Linked DNA regions of Homo sapiens: region 2 is linked to region 1. The links are chromatin loops, found by intact Hi-C in ENCODE. Cell type or tissue: A673. All regions are shown on one strand.

Region 1 (8,000 bases):
AATTCTCATGTCTCAGCCTCCTGAGTAGCTGAGATTACAAGTATGCGCCAACATGCCTGGCTGGTTTTTGTATTTTTAGTAGAGACAGGATTTCGCCACATTGTTCAGGTCAGTTTTGAACTCCTGGGCCAAAGTGATCCACCTGCCGGGCCTTCAGTCATGCTTTTAATGTGCGGGTTTAAATCCTGTTTTTGCCTGTATTATCCAACAGCATTATTTAACCTGATTCATCCTTTAACTATTTGGAATTAGAGTAAAGCTCCATATGATTCAACAATGGTTTTCAAACTTGTACAAGTGGCAAAGCAGCTTTAACAATGAGGTCACTGAAATATTGAAAATTTAAATCCACTCTAAAATCCAAAATAGATTTCATAGATATGGAAATGATGGGCCAGGAGCGGTGGCTCACGCCTGTAATGCCACCATTTTAGGAGGCTGAGGCAGGTGGATATCTGAGGTCAGAAGTTTGAGACCAGCCTGGCTGACATGGTGAAACCCCGTATCTACTAAAAATACAAAAATTAACCAGTGGTGGTGGCAGGCACCTGTAATCCCAGCTATTTGGGAGGCTGAGGCAGGAGAATCGCTTGAACCCAGGAGGTGGAGGTTGCAGTGAGCTGAGATCGTACCACTGCACTCCAGCCTGGGCAGCAAGGGCGAAAACTCCACCTCAAAAAAAAAAGAAAATGGCCAGGTGGGGTGGCTCACGCCTGTAATCCCAGCACTTTGGGAGGCCGAGGCAGGCGGATCACGAGGTCAGATCAAGACCATCCTGGCTAACACAGTGAACCCCTTCTCTACTAAAAATATAAAAAATTAGCCGGGCATGGTGGCGGGCACCTGTAGTCCCAGCTACTTGGGAGGCTGAGGCAGGAGAATGGTGTAAACCTGGGAGGCAGAGCTTGCAGTGAACCGAGATCGCACCATTGCACTCCAGCATAGGCAACAGAGCAAGACTGTGTCTCAAAAAAAAAAAAAGATACTACATGACAATCCTGTATGCCACTAGTTTTTTCTTCTTAAATATGCATAAGACAATTAAGACACATTTGAGTGTTATTATGATCTGACATTTGTTTTATTAACCATTAGAAAAGATCTGAAAAAACGAATTCCATTTTAATAGTGAGACAACACAGTAGAGCTAATCATGGAATATTAATGTTTTGCTATTCGGGAATTACTAAGGGGGAAATTTGCAGGAAACTTTAAGGCAAGAATATTGCAAATAAGTTGCCAAAAATATATGCTTATAGCCATAGCAAAATGAAGATTTAGCATGCTTGTCTTTGCTCCCAAATATTTTTAAATGCAGCTTTATTAAACTATAATGTTTTTAAAATTAATACTTGTGCTTATATAAAATTCAGTGATTTAAGTACATGATACTCATTTGGTCACATTTTCTGCTATTACTGTTCGGCTTCCCAAGAATTTCATTCAATCAGCAAGTTTAGTTCACACAAACGTTAAGGCACAGAGTCATGAAACGAACTGATTTTAATTCTGAAGTGTGTTAAAGTAATCTGCTCCCCTCTGCCCCAAACACATATACATAGCTGCTTATTCATACCTGTTTGCTAAAAACTCATGTGCACCTCCTTACGGTTAAATATAATTTGGGAAATTAATGATGTAAAATGTAAATCATAATTATAATTCCTTTTAAGGAAATTAGTATTTTTCTTTAGTTACTTCAAGCCACAATCCTTAATTCAATGATCCCAGAATTCTTTACAAAACCATCCTTGGTATATGAATATCTTAGACCCAAAAATATCTGTGATTATGATGAATTTATGATGATGAAAAAAGACACCAACTTTTATAGAGATCCCTGAATATACGAGAGCTAAGGAGGCACAAGGATTAAACTTTCTATGACTTGCTGTAGAATGTGTGCCTTGCTAAGTAGGGATTAGCTTCTGAATAAAATGTGAAAACTGAGATCACTCACTCATTCTATTCAAAGAAGAAGTGAGATATACTGTCAGTTAAAAAGATGAAACAAATATGGGAAGTCAGGCACTAATATTAGTTGGCAAATTTTACAAAGGTTTTAATTACATACCTCTTTAAAAAAAGAAAACCTAGGCAACACAGACATATATTAAAAACATCAGTTTCAAATTTCTTCCAAGTTTGCTTTTAAATGAAGGTTTAAAAAGCAGATCAACTCTAGATTTTGTAGTCCAACTTGCTGTGAAATACTGAAACTAACTTTCCTTTAAGAAATCTTAAGGAGGCACACTTTCTAGTGGTGATACCCTCCTCCAAACCAAAAGTAGTAAGAAGGTAAGGGTATGAACAGCAAAGTTGTGTAACATTTTCTTATTTCTATAATTTTACTTATTCTGGATACTTTTAGAAAATAAACTCATGTTTTAACTAAGACTGTTAACCAAGTACAAAACTATTTGTTGTTGCATTTGCAGATACAGTATCCTACAAATATGTGCAGCAAGCCCATGAAGCACTTCCACCGTCGATACTGATATTTCAGTATTTAATATATACAAAATGTTTCTATTGAACAGAACCAAGGTATTCACAATAAGCTGCAGAAAAACCCATGCAATTAACAAAGAATGAAATTTATAAATTAAAAACATTGTCGTCTATACATAATGTACAATCATGCATTTAAAAATGAATACTATACGTCTCATAAGAATAAATTTTCAGTCAACTGCTGCTGCATGAATATTTGCTAATGCAAATGAATAAAATCTTAGTAAATTCTGCATTAATATTTTAACCGCCAGAAGTTGAAACTTTTCTCATTTTTCTTGAAAGCTGTCCAAAGTTGACATATGCAGGAAAAATTCAAATTCTTTCGCATTTCATTTGAGGTTTTTAACCAGTAACAAACTTCCTAAACCTCAGTCCCAACAAACATGAATTAAACAAACCAACAAACAAAAATATAAACACCTTTATCAGTTCAGCAAAAATTCAAATAAAAATGTTCAATTTTACTTAAAGTATTTTACATGTTTCACCAGAATATGCACGGGTTTAAGAAAGCATGAAATAAAATGTAAGTTCTGTTACTAGTTTTGCTTTCACATCTCAGTAAGATAATTAAATTTCCTGAAAAACCACGCATAGCAGCCAAGAATACATATTATGAAAAAAAAAAGGATCTTACATAATGAACTTACAAAATTGAACTTACATAATAAGTCACTGTCCTTCAGGGTTTGAAATGTTATCAACTTTGCAAAGAGTCTCTTCTTTGAAATTGTGCTATTATTTCAGAACTTGTTTCCTCAATCAAGAAATCCAGTGATGTTTAAAAAAACCTTCAATTTTCTCTGAAAATACTAAATAGAATTTTCATGGGATGGTGATCTCCAACGTGACTGTAGATTTTTTATTACAGAGTTTGCCATACAACTTAGTTTCTCGTGCATTTCAAATAGTTGGCTTCCTGAATAATTATGAAGATCTTCTGAATCCAGCTGAAGAGCAAGAGCACTAATCTGTGCCAGAAGGTTTTTGGATAATGGAATTTCTAAAGCAACAGGATCAATTATATCTAAAAGAGAAAAAAAAAACCACAATTAAATCTATACCAGACAAAAATTAAATTTTTTACATGATCTTTTAAGTTAGTCCAAGTGCCTAGGTTTCAAATTGAGAGAGCAGGCTTAAGTCTTCATGAGGACAAGCACACAAAAAAATCTACCAGAGCTGCCGCTGCTGCTTATTATTATTATGAGATGGAGCCTCATTCTATTGCCCAGGCTGGAGTGCAGTGGCGTAATCTCAGCTCACTGCAACCTCTGCCTCATAGGTTCAAGCCATTCTCCCGCCTCAGCCTCCCAAGTAACTGGGATTACTGGCATGCACCACCACATCCAGCTATTTTTTGTATTTTTAGTAGGTGCTGGGTTTCATGTTGCCCAGAGTGGTCTCGAACTCCTGACCTCAAGCGATCCACCCACCTTGGCCTCCCAAAGTGCTGGGATTACAGGCGTGAGCCACCATACCCAACCTACCACTGCTTATTATTCTGTGCTATTCTCATAGATTATTCTGTGCTATTAAAGAAATTTAAAAATGGTAGACTACTTCATTTATTAATATAACTAGAAGAGAAAGTGTATAGTTTAAATCCTTGAGACCTTGATGGAGAAGTTGACAAGAAAAACAAGTAGACACATTTGATGTCCAATCGGTTAGTTTTTCATATACTTCACATTAAACATAAAATAATTGTTGAAATAAGGCATGGTCAAATCAGACTAAAAAAAATAACATATTTCAAGAAAGTCAGCTGATCTTCTAAATAAAATTATCCCACTTTTGCTAAAATATACCTGAGACAAGTCTTTCTTCATCAGGTGACAAAGATTTATTTTCTATTCCATTTACTGTTTTTTCAGAAATATCAAAAACTGGAATCTCTTCTAGTCCACGAGTCTTCACCTTGATTACAGTTGGAGCAGAAAAAAACGCAAAACAACAACAACAACAAATTGAAACTTTACTTTTAATAGGAGTAATAGTACAAACACTGGAAAACATTGCATAGAACCTATGTTCTACCACCCATCACAATTAAGAGCTAATACTGCTAAGAAAGTAGGTTCTAACTACACAAAATAAAGCATTACAAAGTATTTCCTCAAAGAGAGGGTTAGAATTTAACAATATTTCATAATGGTTTTCTCAGGAAATATAGCCATGGCAGCTAAGAAAATTACATTCTATTTCCCAAGTTTAAGAATGTGGTATAAAAAAGTCTATACCAGAGATTTCCAAGCTTAAATAAAATATAGAATTTTTTTAAAAAAAAGAACACAATTTTCTGGCTGGGAGCAGTGGCTCACCCCTGTAATTCCAGCACTTTGGGAGGCCAAGGTGGGTAGATCACTTGAGGTCAGGAGTTCAAGACCAGCCTGGCAAACATAGTGAAACCCCCTTCTACAAAAAACACAAAAATTACGGTGCCTGTAATCCCAGCTACTCGGGAGGCTGAGGCAGGAGAACTGCTTGAGTCCAGGAGGTGCAGCTGCAGTGGGCCGAGATCATGCCCCACCTGCACTCTGGCCTGGGTGACAGTGACACTGTATTTAAAAAAAAAAAAAAAAAAAAAAGGATACAATTTTCTTAAGTGTTCCTAGGACGTATGGACCACTGATTGAGAAAATACTAAGTTCAGAAAGTTAACTTTCTGAAAATAATAAGTTCAGTAACCACATGACTCAGCAATTCCACTTCTAGGTATATATACAAGAGAAATGAAATCATCTATCCATATAAAAACTTGCAGACACAGCAGCATTATTCGTAATAGCAAATGGTGGAAACAACCCAAATGTCTGTCAACTGGATAAACAAAATGTGGTATATACATATAATGCATATTATTCAACCAAAAAAAGTCCAGGACCAGATGAATTCACAGCCGAATTCTACCAGAGGTACAAAGAGGAGCTGGTACCATTCCTTCTGAAACTATTCCAATCAATAGAAAAAGAGGGAATCCTCACTAACTCTTTTTATGAGGCCACCATCATCCTGATACCAAAGCCTGGCAGAGACACAACAAAAAAAGAGATTTTTAGACCAATATCCTTGATGAACATTGATGCAAAAATCCTCAATAAAATACTGGCAAAACGAATCCAGCAGCACATCAAAAAGCTTATCCACCATGATCAAGTGAGCTTCATCCCTGGGATGCAAGGCTGGTTCAACATATGACAATCAGTAAACGTAATCCAGTATATAAACAGAACCAAAGACCAAAACCACATGATTATCTCAATAGATGCAGAAAAGGCCTTTGACAAAATTCAACAACACTTCATGCTAAAAACTCTCAATAAACTAGGTATTGATGGGACGTATCTCAAAATAATAAGAGCTATTTATGACAAACCCACAGCCAATATCATACTGAATGGGCAAAAACTGAAAGCATTCCCTTTGAAAACTGGCACAAGACAGGGATGCCCTCTCTCACAACTTCTATTCAACATAGTGTTGGAAGTTCTGGCCAGGGCAATCAGGCAAGAGAAAGAAATAAAGGGTATTCACTTAGGAAAAGAGGAAGTCAAATTGTTCCTGTTTGCAGATGACATGATTGTATATCTAGAAAACCCCGTTGTCTCAGCCCAAAATCTCCTTGGGCCAATAAGCAACTTCAGCAAAGTCTCAGGATACAAAATCAATGTGCAAAAATCACAAGCATTCATATACATCAATAACAGACAAACAGAGAGCCAAATCATGAGTGAACTCCCATTCACAATTGCTTCAAAGAGAATAAAATACCTAGGAATCCAACTTACAAGGGACGTGAAGGACCTCTTCAAGGAGAACTACAAACCACTGCTCAATGAAATAAAAGAGGACACAAACAAATGGAAGAACATTCCATGCTCATGGATAGGAAGAATCAATATTGTGAAAATCGCCATACTGCCCAAGGTAATTTATAGATTCAATGCCACCCCCATCAAGCTACCAAGGACTTTCTTCACAGAATTGGAAAAAACTACTTTAAAGTTCATATGCAACGAAAAAAGAGCCCGCATTGCCAAGTCAATCAGAAGCAAAAAAGACAAAGCTGGAGACATCATGCTACCTGACTTCAAACTATACTACAAGGCTACAGTAACCAAAACAGCATGGTACTGGTACCAAAACAGAGATATAAGCCAATGGAACAGAACAGAGCCCTCAGAAATAATACCACACAGCTACAACCATCTGGTCTTTGACAAACCTGACAAAAACAAGAAATGGGGAAAGGATTCCCTATTTAATAAATGGTGTTGGGAAAACTGGCTAGCCATATGTAGAAAGCTGAAACTGGATCCCTTCCTTACACCTTATACAAAAATTAATTCAAGATGGATTAAAGATTTAACTGTAAGACCTAAAACCATAAAAGCCCTAGAAGAAAACCTTGGCAATACCATTTGGGACATAGGCATGGGCAAGGACTTCACGTCTAAAACACCAAAAGCAATGGCAACAAAAGCCAAAATTGACAAATGGGATCTAACTAAACTAAAGAGCTTCTGCACAGCAAAAGAAACTACCATCAGAGTGAACAGGCAACCTACAGAATGGGAGAAAATTTTTGCAATCTTCTCATCTGACAAAAGGCTAATATCCAGAATCTACAAAGAATTATTCAACCTCAAAACGGAAATTTTTGAGGATAAACCTTGAAAACATTATGCTAAGTGAAAGAAGCCATTCACAAAAGATCACAAGTTGTACGACCCCACTTTTATGAAATATCCAGAATAGGCAAATCTATAGAGGAAAAGTAGGCATTGGCTGGACAGTGGAAATGAGGAGTGATAGCTAATGGGTCAGTGTTTCTTCTCTGGGTGATAAAAAAAAAGATTCAAAATTAGATCATGGGGAATATTATTTAACTCTGTGAATATATTAAAAACTAACTGCACCCATAGGGTAGGTGAATTTTACACGATGTAAATCATATCTTAATGAAGCTGTTAAAAAAAACCTAATTCTCATAGACTTTCCCAAGACCCATGGAAACTGAGTAAGAAAATACTTTAGAAACTAAATTCAATCTGTGAGACAGAAAATTACTAGTAGTATTGGTTTTCTGAGTAACCAGTTAATGAATGTTTAGAAGATCACAAATAAGTTAATATAAAATCAAGGACCTTCAAGAATACAGCAGAAGTCTTCAGTGGCTGGCAAACCCCAGGTCTGAGAAATTCTGATTCAGAACACTGCTTATTCTATTTTTCATTTATTCAAAACTTCTGATACAGGTTGAGTATGCCTACTCCAAAAATGGAATCTTTTTTGGATGGAATGGAATCCAAAATTTGAAGCTTTTTGAGCACTGACATGATGCCCAAATTCTCTAATGAGCGTTTTGGATTTACAGATTAGGGCTGCTAAACTGGCAAGTAGCTGCATAATGCAAATATCTCAAAATCGAAATAAATCTGAAGTCCAAAACATTTCTGGTCCTAAGCAATTCAGATAAG
Region 2 (8,000 bases), 550 kb before region 1:
GCCTTAATCCATTTCTTCTGGATGGAATGTCTTCCCAAGCTACTTGGATTTTTCTTCTTCAAAGCTACTCAGAAGTGCCATCCTTTATGAAGCTTTCTTGGACAAATACTTTCTTTAGTTTTCCATCCCTAGCACTTGTACACAACAAAAATAGCTGGAGCATTTGTATATATTTATCATGTTTTGGCTAATACCCACTTGTGTGAGCTCCTTGTTGCTTATTAGATTTTAAACACTGTATGCAAGGATCTGCTCCTCCTTTCCTTGTGACTCTCCCAAATCTCACTGCAAGCTGTTCACCACGTGGTTATAAATGAAATGTTTTTGACCAACAGATTGCTCATTTGGTCTCAGCCTTGGTCAGATTCCAAGGAAAACAAATTAAAATAATACTCCCTTCTTCTTTCGCAGAAAGACAAATTTAAATGATATGGTTATATATAATCATTGTGATAACATGATTACATGATTATATCATTATCTAGAAATCATATAGGTTAAGTATTGAAAGGTGCAGTTATGGAGAGATTTGTCCACAGGCTACAGTAGAACTAGTTAGGCTTGTGCTGTTACACACGAAGGTATCAGTGGGTGTCGGGAGAATTCATGTTGACTCATTCGGGGCACATGTAAATCTGGGCCCTGATGAAGTACTTGTTCATGTTCCACTTCCATATTTTAGGTAATTTAAATTTTGTAGTGCAGCTTTTCCCAGTTGTGTCCTTTGCTGGTCTGGAGATGGCAGTAATCATGAACAAATCCACAACCCTTTGGTTCAGTATCCATCATCTGAATTCCTGGGGTTCCCAGTCCTAAATTGTTGCTTTGAGTTTAGAGGGGATTGTAGGTCATGCCCTCTTTGCTCTTCCCTCATCCCCTCATTTGATTAGGTTTCTGCTCAGGCGATCCTTGTCTTGTGATTGCCCTTGTAGAAGGGAGCAGGTGTCAACCTCTGACCTAAAATTTAGTTGTGATATTGAGGCTGAGGGTGCCACCTGTGCACTAAGAAGGTATAAAAAGATCTGTTACTCACAAATCGAAGCTCTCTGAGGAGAGCTGGGCAGGCTCTCAGGCAGGTTAGAAAATGGCTTGAGAGCCTCAAGGGCAACTGGCTTTGGCTTTTTTTTTTTTTTTTTTTTTTTTGAGACGGAGTCTCACTCTGTCGCCCGGGCTGGAGTGCAGTGGCAACAATCTCGACTCACTGCAACCTCCGCCTCCCGGGTTCAAGCGATTCTCCTGCCTCAGCCTCCTGAGTAGCTGGAATTATAGGCGTGCGCCACCAAGCCCAGGTAATTTTTGTATTTTTAGTAGAGACTGGGTTTCACCGTGTGGGTCAGGCTGGTCTCGATCTCCTGACCTCGTGATCCGCCCGCCTCGGCTTTGGCTTTTATGGTGGTCAGTGGTTTGGGCTGGGGCCAAAGCTTGTGTGGTTTGAGCTTCCCACTGGAGCCAAAGAGGTAGCACATGGCTTTCCTGTCACTTCCCTTGGTGTGAGTCAGGAGGGGAGGTGGCAGGGGAGGAGCTTGAAAACTCAGGGAGGCTTTCCTGACCATAACTTGTGAATACCTGATTTTATATTTAAAATCTATCTAATTACAGTTTCTTCTGCTAGATTGTAAGCTCTTTGATTTGTTCAGCATCCAATTTCCACAGCTGAGAACTGCCCCAGGCAGTCAGAGGCTCTCAGTAGATATTTGCTGAAACAATACAAAGGAGATGAAGGAGTGGCCAGAAAAATGGGAGGAGGTGCCTGAAAGCCAACAGAAGAAATGATTCTAAGAAAGGAGGAATGTGGCTGGGAGCCCTGGCTCACGCCTGTAATCTCAACACTTTGGGAGGCTGAGGTGGGCGGACCACCTGAGGCCAGGAGTTTGAGACCAGCCTGGCCAACGTGGACCCTGTCTCTACTAAAAATACGAAAATTAGCCGGGCATGGTGGCATGTGCCTGTAATCCCAGCTACTGAGGAGGCTGGGGTAGAAGAATCGCTTGAACCCAGGAGGTGGAGGTTGCAGTGAGCTGAGATTACACCACTGCACTCCAGCCTGGGTGACAGAGTGAAACTCCGTATCAAAAAAAAAAAAGAAAGATAATTGTGTCAAATGCTGTCAATGGGTCAAGTTAGATGAGCCCAAGATTCCCCAATGGACTTAACAATATGGATACCATTGGTGACCTCAGTAAGACCAGTTTTGGTCTGGAGTAGTGAGCAGAAAAGCCTTATTGGAATGGGTTCAAGAGAGAATGGAAAGATTGAAGTTAGAGTCAGTTAATATGGACAATTCTTCTAGGTACTATAGCAGTAAAAGGGAGTGGAGGCCGAGTGCAGTGGCTCATGGCTGTAATCTCAGCACTTTGGGAGGCCGAGGCAGGCAGATCACCTGAGGTCAGGAGTTCGAGCCCGGCCAACATGGAGAAACCTCATCTCTGCTAAAAGTACAAAAATTAGCTGCGCGTGGTGGCATGCACCTGTATTCCCAGCTATTCAGGGGGCTGAGGCATGAGAATCGCTTGAGCCCAGGAGGCAGAGGTTGCAGTGAGCAGAGATGGCACCACTGCACTCCAGCCTGGGTGACAGAGCGAGAACCTGTCTCAAAGAAGAAGAAAAAAAAAAAAAGGGACTAGAGAAGTGGAGCCCAGAGAGGGTTTTTATTAATATGATAGCATGTTTATATGTTGACGCTGATGGAAACAGTCCAGTGGAAAGGAAGACGCTGAAGATTCAGGAGGGAAGGAGGAAAATTGCTGGGGCCCTGTCCTGGAGTAAGATCCAGTGCTCGAGTGGAAGGGCCGGTCTGTAAGGGATTTGGTCAGTTTGTTCACAACAACGAGAAAAGGCAGAGTGTGTGAACCCACTGCAGGTAAGAGGGGAGATGTGGTTCACTTCTGGTAGCTCCTAGGAAGCTCTGTGGACATTCATGCCAAGTGACTTGTGGTGGCCTCGGCCCTGCGCCTCCAGAGGTGTCGGCTGCATCAGCACCTGCAGGGGGCGCCCTGTGCACGTCCTGTTCTCACATCCTCTTTACTAAACACGGAGATAGATGGAGCAACCCTCCCGCTGCAAACACAGCTCTTCACAGCTCTGACGTTTTTCTACTATACTGCAAACACATCTGTAATCACATTTAAAAATAAATCCACACAAGAAAAATTCACTGTTTCTTGTATAACAAGTGTAACTGTGACTTCTGAGACAACGCTGAACATTTTCTGAAATCTTGTCAAAAACCACACGGGGGCACTATTCCTTTAAAATACACAGTACGGTATGTCCAATTTTGATGACTGAAACAGTGGCATCTTTGAAGTTCAATTTCCTGAAGTTTATTTTCCTTTTAGAAGAGAGGCTGTTGTGTCACAATAACAAAATATTTTCTGTACTTCATAGATGATTTGAGATATTCCAAACTCCTAGATTTTTTATTTAATCTGGCCCCTGGGCAATCATTCTTTTAGTGTTACAGCCACTTCCTTTGCATTTAAGGCACAATGCATATTTGTCTTATTTCTGCTCTTTCTTATGCTTACAATAGAGGCTGTGAGCTAGCAGCGAGTCCAGTTTGTGCTCATATCTGGAATAAGGTTGTCTGAAGTAGACAGTTTGAGAGAAAATGTCGTTGTCTTTCTTGGTTCTCATTCCACCGTTCCCCAGCTCTCGCCTCTGAAGCTTGAGCTATTACACTTTTTATGACAGGAAAGAAAAAATTAAGTCTTTTGAACAATTTCCTGTTTTCAGGAAAGCTATCAAACTTAATTTACACATATGAAAGAAGAGGTTTCAGAGGTAGTGTAGGATTAGGAGAATAGAATTTGCTCACTGTCTAGCAATAGATAAGCTAGTATTTGCAAATAATTTAGCCAAAATGACAAATTAGTTGAAAGTTAATATCGGGCCTCAGATTTCTGGTTTTGCAAAATTTATTTATTATTTTTATTTTTTTGAGACAGAGTCTCACTCTGTTGCCCAGGCTGGAGTACAGTGGTGTGATCTTGGCTCACTGCAACCCCTGCCTCCCAGGTTCAAGTGATTCTCCTGCCTCAGCCTCCCGAGTACCTGGGATTACAGGCACGTGCCACCACGCCTGGCTAATTTTTGTATTTTTAGTAGAGATGGAGTGTCGCCATGTTGGCCAGGCTGGTCTTGAACTCCTGACCTCAGGTGATCTGCCCACCTTGGCTTCCCAAAGTGCTAGGATTACAGGCGTGAGCCACCACGCCTAGCCCTGGTTTTGCAATATTTAAATGTGTGATGCCCACCATATTGTTGCAAACAATGGCAAGTCCCTAAGGGTGTAGCAGCCTTCCATTGTGTAATGATTTGCTTGTGGGGAAATATACAATGATGCTGTGGATCCCTATCATAGTTGGTATGCTATGTTAGTAAGCAACTATTGGGGCAAGTATTTCTTACTGCTTTGTTTCACAATTCAAAGCCAAAGTAATACATAATCTTTTAGTGCCATTTTTTAGGGCTATCCAATAAGAAAATTACATTGTTGTCTATGCAAAGGCTTTATGGAAGCTACTTAAATATAAAAGAAACAGACAAACAGAAATGATCAAGAGTAGCCATTGTCAGCTAAATAATTACAAAATCAGTCTGCATATATTCATTTTTTAACCACTTTGTATTTTGCTCAATTTACCTTGAACTGGTAAACAATTAGTTCTTTTTTTGAGACAGCTCTGTTGCCCAGGCACAGAGGTACAGTGGCACGCATTCATAGCTCACTGCAACCTTAAACTCCTGGGCTTAGTTTGTCCTTCCATCTCAGCCTCCTGAGTAGCTAGGACTACAGGCACGTGACACCATACCTGGCTAATTTTTATTTGTATTTTTTGTAGAGACAGGTCTCATTATATTACCCAGGCTGGTCTTGACCTCCTGGCCTCAAGCAATCCTCCTCCTTCAGCCTCCCAAAGTGTTGGGCTTGCAGGCGTGAGCCACTGTGCCCAGCCAACACTGGTTCTTAAACTAAACATGTTAGGGTGCTCCTGATATTTTAAGCACTCCTACCACAATCCATTCATTGTGCTTCTTCATCTTAAATGTAAATTGTCACCATGGTAAACAGATATGTGCCTCCAGGACACAGTTCTAATTGATCTGTGCTTTTAGAGTTTCTTGTTTTGACTTTGTGATAACATAAATGTTTTCAATTCGTTGAGTTGTACGCCTAAGTTGTTGTTTTCACACATTGCTTCGGTGGAGGAAAGCTATTTAAAATGTAAGTCCAGAAATTCATATTAAATGCTATTACTGGCTGGGTGTGGTGGCTCACGCCTGTAATCCCAGCACTTTGGTAGGCTGAGGCAGGCGGATCACCTGAGATGAGGAGTTGGAGACCAGCCTGGCCAACATGGTGATACCCTGTCTCTACTTAAAATACAAAAATTAGCTGGGCGTGGTGGCAGGCGCCTGTAATCCCAGCTACTTGGGAGGCTGAGGCAGGAGAATTGCTTGAACCCGGGAGGCAGAGGTTGCAGTGAGCTGAGATCGCGCCATTGCATTCCAGCCGGGGGGACAAGAGTGAGACTTTGTCTGACCAAAAAAAAAAAGCACCTCTCACTTTTACGGTGGCCTTTATCCAGAGCGCATTCTCTTTGTCCAAACTTATTTCAGTTTTATTTTTCTTGGGCCTCCTTGATATGGTTTGGCTCTGTGTCCCCACCCAAATCTCATCTCGAATTGTAATCCCCATAATCCCCACGTGTTGAGGGCAGGGCCTGGTGGGAGGTGATTGGATCATGGGGGCAGTATCCCCCATGCTGTTCTCCTGATAGTGAGTTATCACGAGATCTGATGGTTTTATAAGGGGCTCTTACCCTTTCACTTGTTTGTGCTCGCTCATGCTCTCTCTCTTCCCCCTTCCTTTCTCTCACCCCCTCATGGACCCCCTGCACCTGTCACCATGTAAGACATGCCTCTTCCCCTTCTACCATGATTGTAAGTTTCCTGAGGTTTTCCCAGTCTTGCAGAACTGTGAGTCAATGACACCTCTTTTCTTTATAAATTACCCAGTCTTGGGTATGTCTTTGTAGCAGTGTGAAAACAGACTAATATGTTCCTTAACTTTTCCAAGTGTAAATATTGTCAAACAACCTCAAAACAACCCTAAATTCCTTTACCCTGATCATCTGGGTTTTAATGATTACAGTTTTGAGTCCTGTACATGATCAAGTAGGAGAGTTGTGGCAACAACATTGTAGGTGATGGGGGTGCTGTGGATCCCAGTAGAATATTATGCTTTCTATGATTCTTTGCTTTATGTTATTTCATTAAGGAAAAATCATACCAAGAGTCTAAGTGTAGGAGGTAAACATGCATATTGCATGGAGGACTGAAACAAATGTAGAGATTGCAGGTCATTAAAATAAAGCCCATGCTTTCGTATATGCAAATCAAGCATATTTTAAAAATAGAGATCTGTGACATGCTGGTATCTCTTTGAAAGGAATATTGCACTTCTTGTCCAACTTAAAACCAGGGAATTTTAGAAAAATTGTAGCAATAGGGATTATTCTTGATTACTGCTGATGTTTTTATATTGTGTTTGACTAAATTAGTTGCTTTTTGCAAAGCACTCTGAAGCACTTCGCTTTTATATCATTGGAGACATGGATTGTGTCCTTTGTGAAATAGTTATTGGTTTCACATTCCCTCCACCACTTCTCCTTGATGGCTACGGGCTGAGTATGATTCATCTCTGTCCTTCACTCATGGTATAATGAATGGTGAACAGTAAACAAACAGGGCTTATTTGTAGGAGTGAAATTAAGGGTAGCAGTTTGAGTGGTGTATATTTGGTTGAAGATGATGCAGAGGTGGTTGAAGGGGAGAGATGCAAGTAATAGGCAATAAGCCGATTGCCAAAGAGAGGAGGAGAGAGGTTCTTTGTTTCCCCAAGGCTTACTTGATGAGCTCATGTGCAGTCACTACAACTGTGAAGGAACTTATCTGTAAATGTGCTTTTTAATACAACTTTGGATGCTGGATCAAAATGACATGTTTAAAGATTAGACGCTTATACTTCTTGAATGTATATAGCCTTGACTTTAAATACCTATTCTAGTAGAGAAAATCTTTTCAAGAAGAAGATAAAACGTAAAAAGCCAATGTTCAGCAAGATAAAAGAATAAGCTGTATCCTTTCTTAAGAGTTAGATGTGAGAGTTGAATTAAGAAAGAAAAAAAGAAACATCAAATTACTTTTAGCTTTTCAGTTTTCTTCCTTTCATGTTTAAGATTCAGTGTCTAGTTCCTTGTGAGTTGTCTCCAATTCTGTGAAGTCTAAATCTAATGGTATTTTTATCCTTGATAAAGCATCATTGATTTACATACGTATGAGAAGGGGAAAAAGAGACATTGTTTTATTATTTAGAATGAATGTCAAATATTTATGCAAGTTTTGACAGTATTTTCAAAAGCAAAATATTTTCATATGAAGAGATTTTTCACCATGTTTTCACCAATAGTCTACTGAAATTTTGAGGCAAATCAAATGTTAAGAGATTATGGGTTGATGCAATGAATATGCCTGTTTTTATTGAGTCAAACTTTGGCTGCCAGAAGGGTAACATTACTCCTTATTTGAAGTTTTAACCCTTTGAGTATCTGACCTATAATTTTTTTAAATTTGAAATCATTCTAAAATGGATTATGTGTTTTTCTGCTTGCTTAAATATAAGGTAGAGAATATAGTTTGAAAAAAAATTGTTTTAATGTTTCAGAGTTATGTATTTATTTATTTTGAGATGGAGTCTTGCTGTGTCACCAGGCTGGAGCGCAGTGATGCAATCTCTGCTCACTGCAACCTCCGCCTCCCGGGTTCAAGCGATTCCCCTGCCTCGGCCTCCAGAATAGCTGGGACTACAGGCGCTCGCCACCACACCTGGTGTGGTGTATTTTAGTAGAAACGGGGTTTCACCACGTTGGCCAGGATGGTCTCAATCTCCTGACCTCGTGATCCACCCGCCTCAGCCTCCCAAAGTGCTGGGATTA

What was found. Hi-C counts contacts between places; a loop is a spot of excess contacts. Peaks named below come from ENCODE experiments on the same cell type or tissue, not always from the same donor. Only the 100,000 strongest peaks of a DNase experiment are listed, where the experiment ranks them.
Region 2: it touches region 1 in a loop (2.8-fold over the local background); 8 of 110 quality-filtered maps call a loop at or near these places.

Annotation. Positions count from the first base shown.
Region 1 is chr2:151,470,401-151,478,400 of GRCh38, reverse strand. It overlaps RIF1 (replication timing regulatory factor 1), which reads right to left. Exons shown (of 36, transcript NM_018151.5): 35 at 4,329-4,437; 36 at 1-3,544. The coding sequence ends at 3,330. Among named protein-coding and RNA genes, the nearest start is that of RIF1, 64 kb to the right of the region's middle. In A673, no CTCF peak of the experiment used is centred here; DNase peaks (open chromatin) are centred at 3,160 and 3,280; H3K4me3 peaks cover 1,525 bases; H3K27ac peaks cover 3,968 bases.
Region 2 is chr2:152,020,996-152,028,995 of GRCh38, reverse strand. The region is part of intron 2 of CACNB4 (calcium voltage-gated channel auxiliary subunit beta 4); the gene reads left to right. Among named protein-coding and RNA genes, the nearest start is that of CACNB4, 74 kb to the left of the region's middle. RefSeq lists an enhancer at 2,796-2,865. In A673, a CTCF peak has its summit at 3,032 (motif pointing right); DNase peaks (open chromatin) are centred at 2,985, 3,235 and 3,675; H3K4me3 peaks cover 820 bases.